Linked DNA regions of Homo sapiens: region 2 is linked to region 1. A link is a contact called in ENCODE Hi-C or POLR2A ChIA-PET data. All regions are on one chromosome and are shown on one strand. Each heading gives the region's core, a stretch centred on a gene start or an enhancer-like site at or near the end of the contact. The rest is flanking DNA. Distances are from core to core; before and after follow the strand shown.

What was found. A loop is a pair of places that touch in the nucleus more often than their neighbours do. ChIA-PET counts read pairs that join two places held with the same protein, here RNA polymerase II (POLR2A). Pooled maps may share reads with other maps.
Region 2: a pooled map shows a loop between it and region 1 (2.6-fold over the local background). The contact joins the enhancer-like site here to the promoter of LGR6 in region 1. A Hi-C loop is called at or near these places in 2 of 168 maps with a recorded cell type or tissue (MCF 10A and PC-9) and 7 of 50 pooled maps. POLR2A ChIA-PET finds 5 or more read pairs at or near these places in 1 of 52 experiments (GM10248).

The regions. Positions count from the first base shown.
Region 1 is chr1:202,189,676-202,196,917 of GRCh38, reverse strand. It overlaps LGR6 (leucine rich repeat containing G protein-coupled receptor 6), which reads right to left and starts at 3,119. Exons shown (of 18, transcript NM_001017403.2): 1 at 2,717-3,119. The coding sequence starts at 2,928. RefSeq lists enhancers at 3,986-4,035, 3,730-4,533.
Region 2 is chr1:202,456,460-202,463,701 of GRCh38, reverse strand. All of the region lies in intron 13 of PPP1R12B (protein phosphatase 1 regulatory subunit 12B), which reads right to left. Among named protein-coding and RNA genes, the nearest start is that of PPP1R12B, 110 kb to the right of the region's middle. RefSeq lists a silencer at 3,567-3,861. Within about 2 kb of position 3,723, at least 4 of the 41 ENCODE cell types and tissues checked have a DNase peak (open chromatin) inside an H3K27ac peak, as active enhancers do.

The DNA of each region.
Region 1 (7,242 bases), core at 1,870-4,369:
TTGGGCTCCAAGTCCCCAGAACCAGCCAAGTATTGATCAAGAGTTGCCCTGACAGTCACCTCCCCAGCACACAGCTCTCTTCCTCCAGCCACAAACCATTCCCTTGAATTCTACACTCACCCACTAGGCTCAATTTTCTTCTGGTGTGGAGAGGCCTGGTAGTTTACCTCCACCTCCATGGAGCACCCATAGGAGGCATGATAATACTAGCCACCATTTCAGAGTTACCCTCGGGTGTCAGGCACTCTGGGGACTTTCATTGAACATATTATCTCATTTAATCCACTCAGCAACCTGCTTCCTCATCTCCATGTACACATGAAGAACCTGAGGCTTAGAGGTGTTCAGTGAGTGATTCTCAGTAGGTGGCAGAGCTAGGAAGGAACCAAAGTTTGAGTGGCTCAGAGAGAGGCACTGCTGATTATATCATCAGATGCGAATCTGTGCTCTCCTCAGCAAGGGCTGGGATACATGGGGCAGGGCCAAGCTGGACATCTCCTAACATCGCTGAAAAGAGAAAGGAGCCCCAAGACTTCCCCACCCTGGCTCTTCTGCATGCCAGCTCTCAACCCCACCTTCAGGTGCCTTTCTGGTAGAGCTGTTCTCCAGAGAGGGCAAAGAAAGAAAATTCCTCCTCTGAGACACCCTCAGGACAACTGTAGGAATCCTTCATGCACCATCCAGATGGGACCCCTCCCCAGCCCAGGGCAGGGGACACGGTCCTCTGCCACCTCCTTCCAATATTCCAGACCCCACTGCTAAATTCCCCATATTGCCTCAGGACCCATCATACTCTTTATAGCTCCCACTCCCTCTCTTCTCTCCACAACTCTCAGAAGCATCCCCTGAGTCTTGAGAGAGAGGGGCTTTCTCAATCCCCAGGAAGACACAGACCAGCTCAGAAAACCCCACCTCCACTGAACCCAAATGCAGACTTCACAGCTCCGAGGGAATTGTGGCAAGCTAGTGGGAAAAACTTCTGCCAGCATGGATGGTAGGATGCTTGAATTCCAAAGGTGACAGTGTACCTCCTTCCCCAAGTCCTTCTAGAAAAAGGGTCATTAACCAGTCTAGGAAGACTTAATGCTGGGAAAGGAAGCTCTGGAAGGCCTTATCTCCCCTGCCCCTTCAACCCAGGCAAGGGACCTTCCTTCAGCTCACCCAGAGAAAGGCTCCACAGAAGTCACATCTAAACTCTTTAGCCACAGGACCCTGTCTTCAAATGAACCAATGTCACATACTCCCAGGATAGAAAACTGCTGAAAGAGGGGCTGGCCTGTGTGTAGGGTGGGGCCGGAGCCTGCCCTGCTTTGCCAGATGCTGAGCGCCCAGGCTCTGTGCAGTTGGTACCTTTATTCCCATGATTGCCTCTGCCGTCACCTACTGCACTGTGAAGGATTCCATTTGTCCTTCTAGATGGACATTATTTTTCTCTTCCCACTCCCTTACCTGGCCCACAGCCTGTGCCTTTTGGAGTGGAGGGGGACATCCCAACCTGGGGACAGGGACATTTGGAGAGGAGCCCCATGAAGAGTTGCCCTCTGGGACCCTCTACCTCCCACCAGGACACTCCCAACACTGAGCATCTTTAGTTCCACAAATTCTTGCTAGGCCCCTATAAAGATTCACCCAGCCTCCTCTTCCTCTAAGCTCCCATGTGCTGGAACCCCAAAGCCATAAGGAGCCTCTCTCAGGCCAGAAGGAACTCTGGGATCCTAGCCCTCAGCAGAAGGCCCCACCAGGCTTTCCCACCTGCTCCCAGCTCCTCTGAGGAAGTTGATAGAGCCTGCAGAGCTGGGCTGGAGGAGGTTTCCTTGCCCCAGAGCGGGGCTGGGGGTGCAGGTGGGTGGCCTGGAATGTGCTCTCTCACCCTCCTCCTGCCCAGGTGGTGAGCAGCCAGAGCCCCCAGCCCTCCAGCTCTGAGGGGAAGCTCCCATGAGCCAGACAGACAGGACAGCTGCCCCCAGTAGGGTCCCCTTCACGCGCCATCTCACCCCAACTCAGACGCTAAAAATGGTTCTCTGGTTTTCAGCCTCGGCGCCTGCCCACAAATTAGTGTCTCCAACACAGCCTCTTGGGACATGACTTTAGGGAGGCCCCTGGGGGAGCCAGGAGGCCCCAGTGAAGGGAGATGGTGCTGGCAGAGTCCCTTTCTGAGGAGACAAGAGTGGATAAGGCCCCCCTCCCAGCTTCTAGGAAACCCGCCCCCCCCGCCCCCACGAAGGCCACCCAGCCTCAGTGTGACAGCCCTGTTGTCCTCACCATGGCAGAAGAACAGACATTATTTCCACCCTACTGGGGCACGCTCCCCTCACCTCCACCTCCAGTTCTGTCAGCTTTACCCTCAGCCACCATCCCGGGCACTGCTCTGCTAGAAGAGAATGCAGCAACAGGAGATGGAGCAGCCAGCCCCGCGCCCTCCCGCTCAGGGTCCAGAACCCACCTCGCCAAGCCTGGGCTCCCATAGTCAGCCCACAAGCACGGAGGCCAATGGGGAAGCCAAGTCAGGGAAGCCCGGTCTCCCTGCTCGCCTGGTATTTAGTCTCAGACTCTTCTCCCCTCCCCAGTCCCGCAACGGTCAACTTGGAAGGGGGCAAACCCTCTCCGGGATGCCCATGCCCCAGGGCACCAAGCAAGCAGGTGCCCTGCTGAGGCCGGGACTGGGCGCTAGCCAGCAGCCCGCAGGACCAGGCGGGGACAGGCGGGCAGTACTCACAGGTAAGCCGTCAGGGGGTCCAGGTCCCCCGGAACGGCGGACAGCCCGAGCTCAGAGCAGTCGGCAGACAGCATGATGCCGTCCTCCTGGCAGTGGCAGGGGGCCGGGCAGGCGGTGGGCCCCGGGCCGGGCTGGGGGGCGCCGCCGGCCCTCCGGGAAGCGCACAGCGCGGCGCAAAGCCATAGCGCCCGGAGCCCCGGCGGGCTGGGCATCTCGGCGGTCGGGCTACTGGGGCACCTGGCGGCCGGGCGCGGACGCACGGCGCGATGGCCGCAGCTGCTTCCTCCCGGTCCCGGCGGGCTGCACCGTCGGTGGGGACCGCCCCAGGGGCTCTATTGGGCGGCGGCGGCGGCGGTGGGAGCGCCGGGACGGTGCAGTCAGAGAGGGGCAGGCATTGTTGAGTGATCTTCGTTATTCAGTTTCACAGGCTGGGCTTGGCAAGGGAGGGAGACCCAGCCGGAGGAGGAGTCAAGGAAACTTTCTACACTGCGGCTCGCTCCTCTTCCCTCCTTCCTTCGGAGCTGGCAGGAATTTCATCCAGGAAAGAAAAAAAAAAAAGGAAGAAAGCAAAGAAACCCAAGCGAGCAAAGCTCAGCCCGTCAGAGACCTGCATTTGTTTGGATAGGGTGTCCCAGGGCCTTGGCCGCAGGGCTGGGGACCCTCTTGCCTTTGGGGACAGCCACGAGGTCACATGGGACCCAGAGGAGGTCTCTGAAAGAGGCCTTGGGGCTCCCATTGCCCCTCATGCCTCCACCACGTTTCACACTGCAGGAAACTGAGACCCAAGAGGCAAAATGATTTGTTCAAGGTGACACAGCTGATGGGACATCCCCAGAGCTGGAACTCGTCCACCCTCCCTGGCCTGTCTGCTAGGACAGGAGAGAGGGGAGTGAGGGGCTACCCTGGAAGAGGCCAGGCTGCGGAGGGTTCCACTGCAGGCTGGGATGACCCGACGGTGGGCAACCAGGAGCAGTCTCCTCACTGAGAGGCCGGGCCTTGACTCCAAAGAAACGGGTGTGGAGTTACACCCGCTGAGTGCACCCTGGGTGGAAATGCACTCCTGCAGCCTCTGTCAGGTTTACGGCCTGGGGACCACCTTGATCCCTGCTCCCAGGACCTCGGGAGTCTGAGGGACTGTGGGCAGCTCAGCTGGTTGTCAGAGCCCACCTCAAAGTAAGCGGATTGGTGCCACCTGGAGGCCGGGTGCTGCACCTGCAGCTCAGCCACCCTGAGGCTGGAATCCCACCAAGTGGCTGACCTGGGCCGGCCCCAGAGCCCTGGAGAGCAAAGGGCATGGTGGTTAAAACTGAGGTCAATCCCTGTTCTCTCCTTAGACCATAGTGAGCTGGCTGTGCTTCCTTCATGCAGCCTCTTGCTCTCTCTGGTCTCTCCCATGCTGAGCCAAGCCCCCGCGCAGAGCTAGAGCAGGCTGTGGGCCCCCCTCCTTCCTTTTTTTGCCCTATCTCCCCATGGTCCAGCCAGAGGGTATACTAGAAACCTGGGACCTCAGAGGCATCCAGGATTTCTTCCACCCTGTCTTTCCACATGCCAGGATCCTCTCATCAACACCTCTCCACTCTCCCAATAACCTCCCAGGGCTAGAGGGGCTGCATAGCTGGACCAAGAAATGAGCAGACCTTGACCCTAGGCCTCCAGTTGGTGCCATGGCGCTGAAAGTAGAAGACGAGCCTCCGCTCTCGCTCTCCCTCTCCCTCTCCCCTCTTTCCACGGTCTCCCTCTGATGCCGAGCCGAAGCTGGACTGTACTGCTGCCATCTCGGCTCACTGCAACCTCCCTGCCTGATTCTCCTGCCTCAGCCTGCCGAGTGCCTGCAATTGCAGGCGCATGCCGCCACGCCTGACTGGTTTTCGTATTTTTTGGGTGGAGACGGGGTTTCGCTGTGTTGGCCAGGCTGGTCTCCAGCTCCTAACTGCGAGTGATCCGCCAGCCTCGGCCTCCCGAGGTGCCGGGATTGCAGACGGAGTCTCCTTCACTCAGTGCTCAATGGTGCCCAGGCTGGAGTGCAGTGGCGTGATCTCGGCTCGCTACAACATCCACCTCCCAGCAGCCTGCCTTGGCCTCCCAAAGTGCCGAGATTGCAGCCTCTGCCCGGCCGCCACCCCGTCTGGGAAGTGAGGAGCGTCTCTGCCTGGCCGCCCATCGTCTGGGATGTGAGGAGCCCCTCTGCCTGGCTGCCCAGTCTGGAAAGTGAGGAGCGTCTCTGCCCAGCCGCCATCCCATCTAGGAAGTGAGGAGCACCTCTTCCCGGCCGCCATCCCATCTAGGAAGTGAGGAGCGTCTCTGCCCGGCTGCCCATCGTCTGAGATGTGGGGAGCGCCTCTGCCCTGTCGCCCCGTCCGGGATGTGAAGAGCGTCTCTCCCCGGCCGCCCCGTCTGAGAAGTGAGGAGACCCTCTGCCTGGCAACCGCCCTGTCTGAGAAGTGAGGAGCCCCTCCGCCCAGCAGCCGCCCCGTCTGAGAAGTGAGGAGCCCCTCCGCCCGGCAGCCACCCCGTCTGGGAAGTGAGGAGCGTCTCCGCCCGGCAGCCACCCCGTCCGGGAGGGAGATGGGGGGGTCAGCTCCCCGCCTGGCCAGCCGCCCCGTCCGGAAGGGAGGTGGGGGAATCAGCCCCCCGCCCGGCCAGCCGCTCGGGAGGTGAGGGGCGCCTCTGCCCGGCCGCCCCTACTGGGAAGTGAGGAGCCCCTCTGCCCGGCCAGCCGCCCCATCCGGGAGGGAGGTGGGGGGGTCAGCCCCCCGCCTGGCCAGCCGCCCCGTCCGGGAGGTGAGGGGCGCCTCTGCCCGGCCGCCCCTACTGGAAAGTGAGGAGCCCCTCTGCCCGGCCAGCCGCCCCGTCCGGGAGGTGTGCCCAACAGCTCATTGAGAACGGGCCAGGATGACAATGGCGGCTATGTGGAATAGAAAGGCGGGAAAGGTGGGGAAAAGATTGAGAAATCGGATGGTTGCCGTGTCTGTGTAGAAAGAGGTAGACATGGGAGACTTTTCATTTTGTTCTGTACTAAGAAAAATTCTTCTGCCTTGGGATCCTGTTGATCTGTGACCTTACCCCCAACCCTGTGCTCTCTGAAACATGTGCTGTGTCCACTCAGGGTTAAATGGATTAAGGGCGGTGCAAGATGTGCTTTGTTAAACAGAGGCTTGAAGGCAGCATGCTCGTTAAGAGTCATCACCACTCCCTAATCTCAAGTACCCAGGGACACAAACACTGCGGAAGGCCGCAGGGTCCTCTGCCTAGGAAAACCAGAGACCTTTGTTCACTTGTTTATCTGCTGACCTTCCCTCCACTATTGTCCTGTGACCCTGCCAAATCCCCCTCTGCGAGAAACACCCAAGAATGATCAATTAAAAAAAAATAATAAATAAATAAATAAATAAAAGAAGACGAGCCTCCTAGGAAGGCCAGAGGATGGGCCTACATGACCAGAAAGACCCACAGATAGAGCCACCTCTGCCCTATGGAAGAAAGCTACCGCAGGCCAGCCTGCACTTCCTTCACTCAACCATAGCCTCGGCTCCATCTCATTTGCAGCTCCTGCTGCTCCAATGTGAGATCTTCCCAGAGTGGAAAAGCCATGGTTGAGCCCTGTTTCAACCTCAGCAGCAGCTGCTTGAGACAGACTTGGGCAGCTCAGAGCAGAGCCTCCAGCCTGCTTTTATGAGGGTCATTAGGGGGCCCACCCTCAGCTCCTGATAAACATGGCATATGGAGGACACTGACATTTAGTCCTCCTGGGAGGGCACCAGTGCTTTAGTCTCATTCTGGGAAAGCTCCCGGCTGAGCAGCCAGCACGACCTCTGTACCCTTCTTCAACCAGCCCTGAGAAGGACCCTCCACTGACTTCTGACCCGTTGCACCTTAGTAGGAACTCAGGTTGGCCAAAGAGCTCTCCCCTCTTCCCCTTGGGGAGACCCAACTCCACTTCAGGGACTCTTGCTCTGATCTGTCCAGGTTTTCTCTGTGTCCTCCCAGGGCCTTCCACCAGGGGCAGTTAAGGTCCAGCATCAGGCACTGCACCTGGAAACTCCCAGCCTGACCAGGGAGGGAGGCAGGAGCTCATGTGGCCACCAGCAATCACGCACATGGTATGCAGTGCAGTCCTAGAGTGTGTGGGACAGACAGCTGCCTCCCCGCCCTCTTTTCTGGTCTCTGCTGCTCCTCCTGGTTTTTCCTTTCTCCATATGCCCTCCCTGCTTTCTCCTCCACCTCCTCCTATGTGGAGGGGAGGAAGGAGGAGAGAGCAAAGGAGCAGGGAAAACTTGGCACCTCCGCCTGAGGGGTGCCTCCAGCGCCTGCCTTCTGAGTAACAGGGTAGCTCTGGCACCTCCATCCTGGTGGGGGCTGAGGGTGGCCCCTGGGGGCTCTGGCAGGTAGAGAAGGCTGGGGATGGCAGGAGAAGGGAAGTGGGAAACAGGATAAACCCTACTGCATACAGCGTGGTGCGTACAGGGTGGTGGGGCAGAGGACGAACAATTTGGAGCTGTGATTCTGAATCCAGGGCTTAGCACCAC
Region 2 (7,242 bases), core at 2,474-4,973, 270 kb before region 1:
TACACATGGAAAAACATTAACTTCCATTAATATTCAATCTGATTGTAGAGTGTGTAGTAAGTAAATAACTTTTACCCATACCTGATTGAACTAGTCTCTTCATTTTATAATTTCAAAGGCCAACTCAAGTTGCAATCTGCCCCTTCACCTATGTAAATGAGCTTCTTTCTGTAATTGCCCTAAATATCCAACAATACTTTTTTCTGTTTTACTTATTTAAAACATATATAATATTTAAGGCAAACAAAAAAGATATAAAGAATAATAAACCATCACCTGTGTCTTACTATCCAACTTAAGAATAACAGTGCCAATTCCAGTTTCTTCTTTAAAAGAGAAGCATGTTTCTACTTCTTGAAACTCTTAATTGTCCTCTGCTACCCTAATCTTTTGGGTCTGATGTTTATAAGTCAGTGCACATGTTTAAATTCATTAGTAATGTGAAGAAACACTAGAGAAGTTCCAAACTGGTTATATCTTATTCTTACCACTTGCCTTCTCCCACTTCCCCAACCATACCACCAAATCAAAGTATGCAACCAAGCCAGTTTCCCAAAGAAACATGCATCTAGGACATTAAAGCTATCAAACAAAGAAATTTTACCTGCTGCTTCTGACATTCCAGGCCCAGCACTTGCTGATGTCTCAACTCAGCACACTGGAGTTAGCATCCAAACACAGAGTACTAACAAACTATGGCAGAGGCTTGTCTCAATTCCCCAGAACACCCAGATCAACTTCCTGTGCCTCTGATTTCCATAAAACCAGGAATGGCAAGGAACTCTATTGCCAGATCAAATCATTCCAGGTGAAAGCAGGTCAAGCTATCTCAGACACACCTTGCCACACACTTGTGCAGCAACTTTCCCAGAAGCCCAATTTTCAACAAACAGGTGGCCACTCCTCTGACTGTCCTTCTCTAAACACTGGAGCCCATTTTATGAGATTGTACCAGCAACTGTCCTTTTCTAACATGGGAAAATCAACTGATAAAAAACAAGGGAGGGTTGAATGAGGGCTGAAAATTTTGGTCCCTCCTACATGTCACCAATATTCACAGCTCTGAAAAATGAACCACTTTATCAGAAGGAGATTAACCGCAAAAACATGGCTGATAAGGGCTTTTAGTAGCAGGTGTTGGGTGACTGTCTTCACTCTGAAGTGGCTGGGAACTGGGATAGAACTATCAGAGGTTCTGCTACATAAGGAAATGGATTCTTGTCCTTTCTTCTAAATGCACGTGTCCTGAGGGGGAGGGGGAAACACTTTAAGCTTCCACTCCTGAACTGTTAAGTGGTGGGCTGAGAAACGCATGACAAATGCCCTTATCTCTGGAAAATGAAGTGAGATGGTGTTGGCAACAGCCGTGTTTAGCAACAGAAATACGGAAAAAAGAAAATAGACTCTTTTATTCAAGGCTCTAAATCTCATTGCTTTAACTCTTAGTAGACACCATCTAGGCCTCCCTTCCCAGAACTGTTTGGTGGAGATTAACAGTACTAATGTTATTTTTAAACAGCTTTATTGAGACATAATTCACATGCCCATTAGGTGTACCATTTAAAGATTTTTAGTATATTCAGATTTATGCAATCGTCACTATAACCGATTTTAAAACATGCTCACCTTAGTATCAAAAATATCCACTACTGCATAGTATTGAGTGTACTTGTTTGCAAAACAACAGAAATTGACCTCACTTAGGCAGGAAAGGAATCTGTGGGAGGGAATTACTAATATTTTTAGCATAAAGAATATCACTGGGATAGGAGGCCCAGGCTCAAACTTTCCTGCAAGGGTCAACTGCTACCATTATCACATTCAGCTCACTAGCTCTTGCCTCATATAAATGTTCAAATGCTTAGATTCCTGGACACTGCTTGGTGAGGGGAGAAAAGGCATAAGAAGGTACCTGTGTATGGCTGCCACTTACTTTGTCACCACAATGGAGATTTTCCCTTAGGGCTGCAGAAAATAATGTATAACATTATAAATAATTGGTAAGGACATCAGAGGCAGGACAAGTGAGCTTAAATTTAAAAATTAAGTCTCCTAAACTTGAGATATGGAATCCCTATAGCATGTAGGGTTTAAAAATTAAACATCCCTAAAATCTAAAATGGTATTAATATTTAGCATTTTAGGGTGGATCTTATTTCCAAATGTATTAGCTCTGGAAAAGCTAGGAATGGATCTTAATGAAAGTCAAAAAAGCATTTCACTGGTAATGACATAAATAATTGTCATATATATCTCTAAATTGTTTTGTAGTTTGCAAAACACTTTCACATAGTCTGTCTCATTTGATCCTCACAATAGCTCCATGAGATAGATTTGGGAAAATCTAGGTTACTCGTAAATTATTTCTAATCCTCAAATACATGCAAACAAGGTAAGCATTATCCCTTTTTTACATATGAGGAAAGAGTCAGAAACGGAACTTGATTTATTTAACCAAAATCACACATATAAAAGGCCGAACTGGACTATTCTTTTTTTTTTTTTTTTAAAGAGATGGGGATCTCACTATATTGCCCAGGCTGGTCTTGAGCTCCTGGCATCAAGTGATCCTTCTGCCTCAGCCTCTCAAGTAGCTGGGATTACAGGTGTCAGCCACCATGCCCCATTTGAACTGGAACTCTTAAATCAATCCTGTGCATTTCCCACTAAGTCTAGCCATTCACAGTTATCTAGGGGTAGCCTCATCTCTCAGGCAGCAACATATCATCACTATTATTTCAAAGAGACATATTCTGAAAAAAAATTACATAGAGGTGCCATATGACACTGAAAGCAGTTTGTTTGTAAGGCATATTCAGCCTGGTGAAGCCTCTTGTCATTTTGCTACCTAAGGATTAGGGCCAAAGCACTAAAAGAATCACCTTTTTTCTTTCTATTCCAGAATTGTTCAGAGTCCCACAGCATAATCCTAATTCTATAAGCAATCCAGAGACCTCCAGAATTGTAATATAGTAGAAAATGTACCCACTGCTACATATGTTTCACTCTCTTCTTGTTCAATATTCATACTTAGGAAGAGAGAGCTTATTTCTATCAGTAGAGAAAAAACTTGGTAATGGCAGCATGGCCGCAGACTTTTAGATAACTAATCACTTTAGAACAAAACTGGAGAAAGATTGGAGTCGTTTGTGGAACCTCTTTGAGTACCTTTTTGAATTGACAACTGCCAGTCTTTAGCTTGGACACAGGGGAACAAATCAAATGACTTTTAAAAACCATAACTCAGAGTTTAAATTCTTGGTTTAAATTTTGAACATTCCAAAGATGATGCCAAATTAATCTGCTGACAGCTTCACATTAGTAGGTATAACTACCTAGCTTATAAAGACCCCAAGGGACTGAAGAAGGTCCATAAGTGTGGTATATATGACTCAGCCAGTACTCACTGTATCTTGACCAAGCAAAGCAGAGTCATATGTAATGTGAGCTATTTGGGAAAGACAATTTTAGCTTATTGTGGAGAAAAACTATTTTTAACCATTTCTACAAAGAAAAGAAAGAGCACAATTAAAAAAGAGGTAAAATTCAGGGTTGGGTGAGAGAGAAAAAGCTAAAGGAAAAACAAAAGAATCAAAGTCAGACACTATTAGACTCTAATATTAGCAATGGGAATTGTTTACATTTTGTTGCTAAGGAAAACTTGGAGCTTTGGAAAATGAACCCAACCACTACCCTATTGTGACAGCTGCTGCCTGGCCCTGGTATTTCTGCAGAGCTATCTGCCAACAGCTTGCCACTTGCCATTTCTGTCCTGTCAAATCAGTCCCTTTATAATCAGATGACCTTGTTGGTTTCTATAGTTCTCACAAGCAATCCAAAGACTGAATGGCAGTTATCAGAAAGCCCTAAAGATAGAGACTGTTGCATTCTGAGCTGTGGACTGGCCCCTGAGTCAAAACCTTTATTCTGAATGGATAATACTTAAATTCAATAGAAGAAATGGTCAGTAAATTCAATGAGGAGGAAAAGAAGGCCTAGGTGATGGTCTCTACTGTGCCTCTGACTCAGAGTGTCATATTAAGCAAATGACTCTATGCTCTTAGGGCCTCAGCATTCCCATTTGTAAAATAGGGAGCATATTGTTCTATTCCTTTCCATCTTATAAAGAGAATACATTCAAGCACACTTGAGCTTTTCAGGGGGGAAAAAAAGGAACTTCACAAATCCAAGATTATGCCCTTCTCAAAAAGGAATAAACTGTTTTACAAGTTCTGTACTGTGTATGCAAAACCATAAATTATCTAGAATCCTGCAAACCTTGAATCTCTATTATATTTACTCTTCAACGATCACAGCCTTCTTCACAGACTTACATTATAAGAAAGACTGTTGTCCCTATAATTAATATTCCTTCATGCCCTCCTGCTCCCTCTGCCCCATAATAACAGTAATCCTTTATCATTCTGGAACTTTGGAAAATACAGAAAAAATAAAAATAAAAAGTATCCATAATACACCCAAAAATCCAATATTAACATTTCCATGTTTATTACTATTTGGCATCATAATGTATTCTTTTATATCTAGCTTTGCTCATTTAGCAACATATCTGTAGTTAAACTGAGTAAAGAACTGTTAGCACAAGGGTGTAAAGCTGAGACTGATCATTGGCCAATTGGTATGCACATACCCACTTATCCCCTCTTAAGATAAAACATTCTCAGAAAAGGAGAGCCAGCTGTGCAATTTAATGGTAAAACCCACTCCCCAACTGAAGTGCTTTAATTACACTGCAAATGGAGATTATTTCTGAGAGAGAACCTTCTACTACTTTGGTCTTGCTGTGGCCAGTTTTAAAGCCCCATTTATCCCAATGCTCACTAATTGTTTGAAATTGGACCTGTGAACACAGGCTTCAGGCTTTTATCAAGGTTTCCCAGTAGGAGTCAAAATGCTTCCACAATGAGCTGATTACAGAGAAAGCTGCAGCTTCAAGAGTAGAATTAGCATCCAGCATGCTCTTTCAGAAGGAAAATTTAGCTGTTTTCAAAACATCTGATTTTTTTTTCTTTCAGTTTATGCTTGTCTAGCCAGAGAAACTAAATGGCTTTAATTCTGTAAAGGCTTAAATGATATGTTTTATTTGATCAAGTCATTCCCCTGCTGGAAATCCCTCAATTGTATTCCATAGCTTTGAGACTAGAAATTCAAATTTCTTAGCATAGTACAGACAAAAATCTACATGATTTGGTTCCTGCCTACCTCTCTAGCTTGACAATTTCCAAAGTTTCTCCAGTGGAATACCAGTCTTGGGTTTCTTTGAAAAACAAAACAAAACTACTAGATGGACTCAGAAATTTGGAAAATGCTGCAAATTCCCTAACCACTCCCACGTCCCACTCTCCCCATTCCCCAGAGAGGAATGACCCTAAGAAAGCTTTTGAGTGATCCTATTTATTCCCTCAATTGTATTCCATAGCTTTGAGACTAGAAATTCAAATTTCTTAGCATAGTACAGACAAAAATCTACATGATTTGGTTCCTGCCTACCTCTCTAGCTTGACAATTTCCAAAGTTTCTCCAGTGGAATACCAGTCTTGGGTTTCTTTGAAAAACAAAACTACTAGATGGACTCAGAAATTTGGAAAATGCTGCAAATTCCCTAACCACTCCCATGTCCCACTCTCCCCATTCCCCAGAGAGGAATGACCCTAAGAAGGCTTTTGAGTGATCCTATTTAATTTTGTTTAATCCATTGTTCCCAAATTCATTTAGCCACAGAATACTTTTTTTTTTTTCCTTCATCTAAATCTGTTTCCACAAAAGACACTTTCAGATATGCTAGCCTGGCCTCACCTTCTCCCAGCTTCAGGCATTCTGAACTTGTTTGTTTCTTGAATTTCTCATGTTTCCTCTCAAATACCATCCTCCTATTACTACTTATAGTTAACTTAAAGTTGCCTTTCAAAATTCAACTCCAGTTACCTCCTCTGGTAGGCCTTCCTTGTCACCCTATTCAATCTAATTTAGATTCCCCTCCTCTATGCTCTCATAGCAATCTATACATATCTTTACCACAGCACTTAACAATTATACAATAATATTTGATGTACTTATTTGACTTCCCATAATAGTTATATCCTCAAGGGTAGAAAAAATGTTTTCTTTCTTTCTTTTTTTTTTTTTTTGAGATGGAGTCTCGCTCTGTCTCCCAGGCTGGAGAGCAATGGCGCAATCTCAGCTCACTGCAACCTCTGCGTCCCAGGTTCAAGTGATTCTCCTGCCTCGGCCTCCTTAGTAGCTGGGATTACAGGCACGTGCCACCATGCCCAGCTAATTTTTTGTATTTTTTTAGTAGAGATGGCGTGTCGCCATGTTGGTCAGGCTGGTCTTGAACTCCAGACCTCAAGCAGTCCACCCGCCTCGGCCTCCCAAAGTGCTGGGATTACAGGTGTGAGCTACTGGACCCAGCCAAAAAAATGTTTTCTTTGGTCTCGTATCCTTAATGTCTCTGTGCCTGGCACATGGCAGTCTCTCAATAAATGGTTGTTAGGTGCTTTATATATGTGGGTTCCCATTTAAACAAGATTCTATATAGATAATACTATTTTGCAAAATCTTATACTTTAAAAACCATTCCTGATTCATTTACCAAACTGTTCCTATACGTGTGTCTATCTTCAATACAGCTGGTCAACTGTAATTCTTGTTACCTATTCCAATAATAGTTTGAGGTTTCTTTCTGCATTTAAAACTTTTATTACATGTTAGTCTGCATCTATGAGTTTGTCATAGAACTCTTCCCTCATGGTGACCTTCAGTGTTTATGTTTTATGTGAATTCATCTTTGGTTGAAACTGTTTTTACAGTTTACAGTCTTTTACTCTGGATTGCAGATGTGTTCCTTCAAGGTGGTTTTGAATTTACTTGTGCCAGGGCCCCAGAGTTTCAAGAGTACAGACACAGTTTCTGTATTAAATCCTTGACTTTTGGGATTTCTAAACTATACGAATAGTGAAAATTTCTCACAAGTGAGTCATCTGCCCTACCCTGACGCTTGTATAGATTTCCTTCCTTGCCACTCCTTTGAGCTATGGGCAAAGTACCCTTTTCATGAACCCTTTGAGATTTCTAGCTTGATATAGTTTCTTAGTTACAACTTGCAGCCTTAGTAGGTCCACAGCCATGCGTTCTACACACACGGCATTAAAATCTGAGTGTCCAGACCTTATGGTCTACATATAGGTCTGACACCAACCCTGGGTCACTCAAACTACTCTG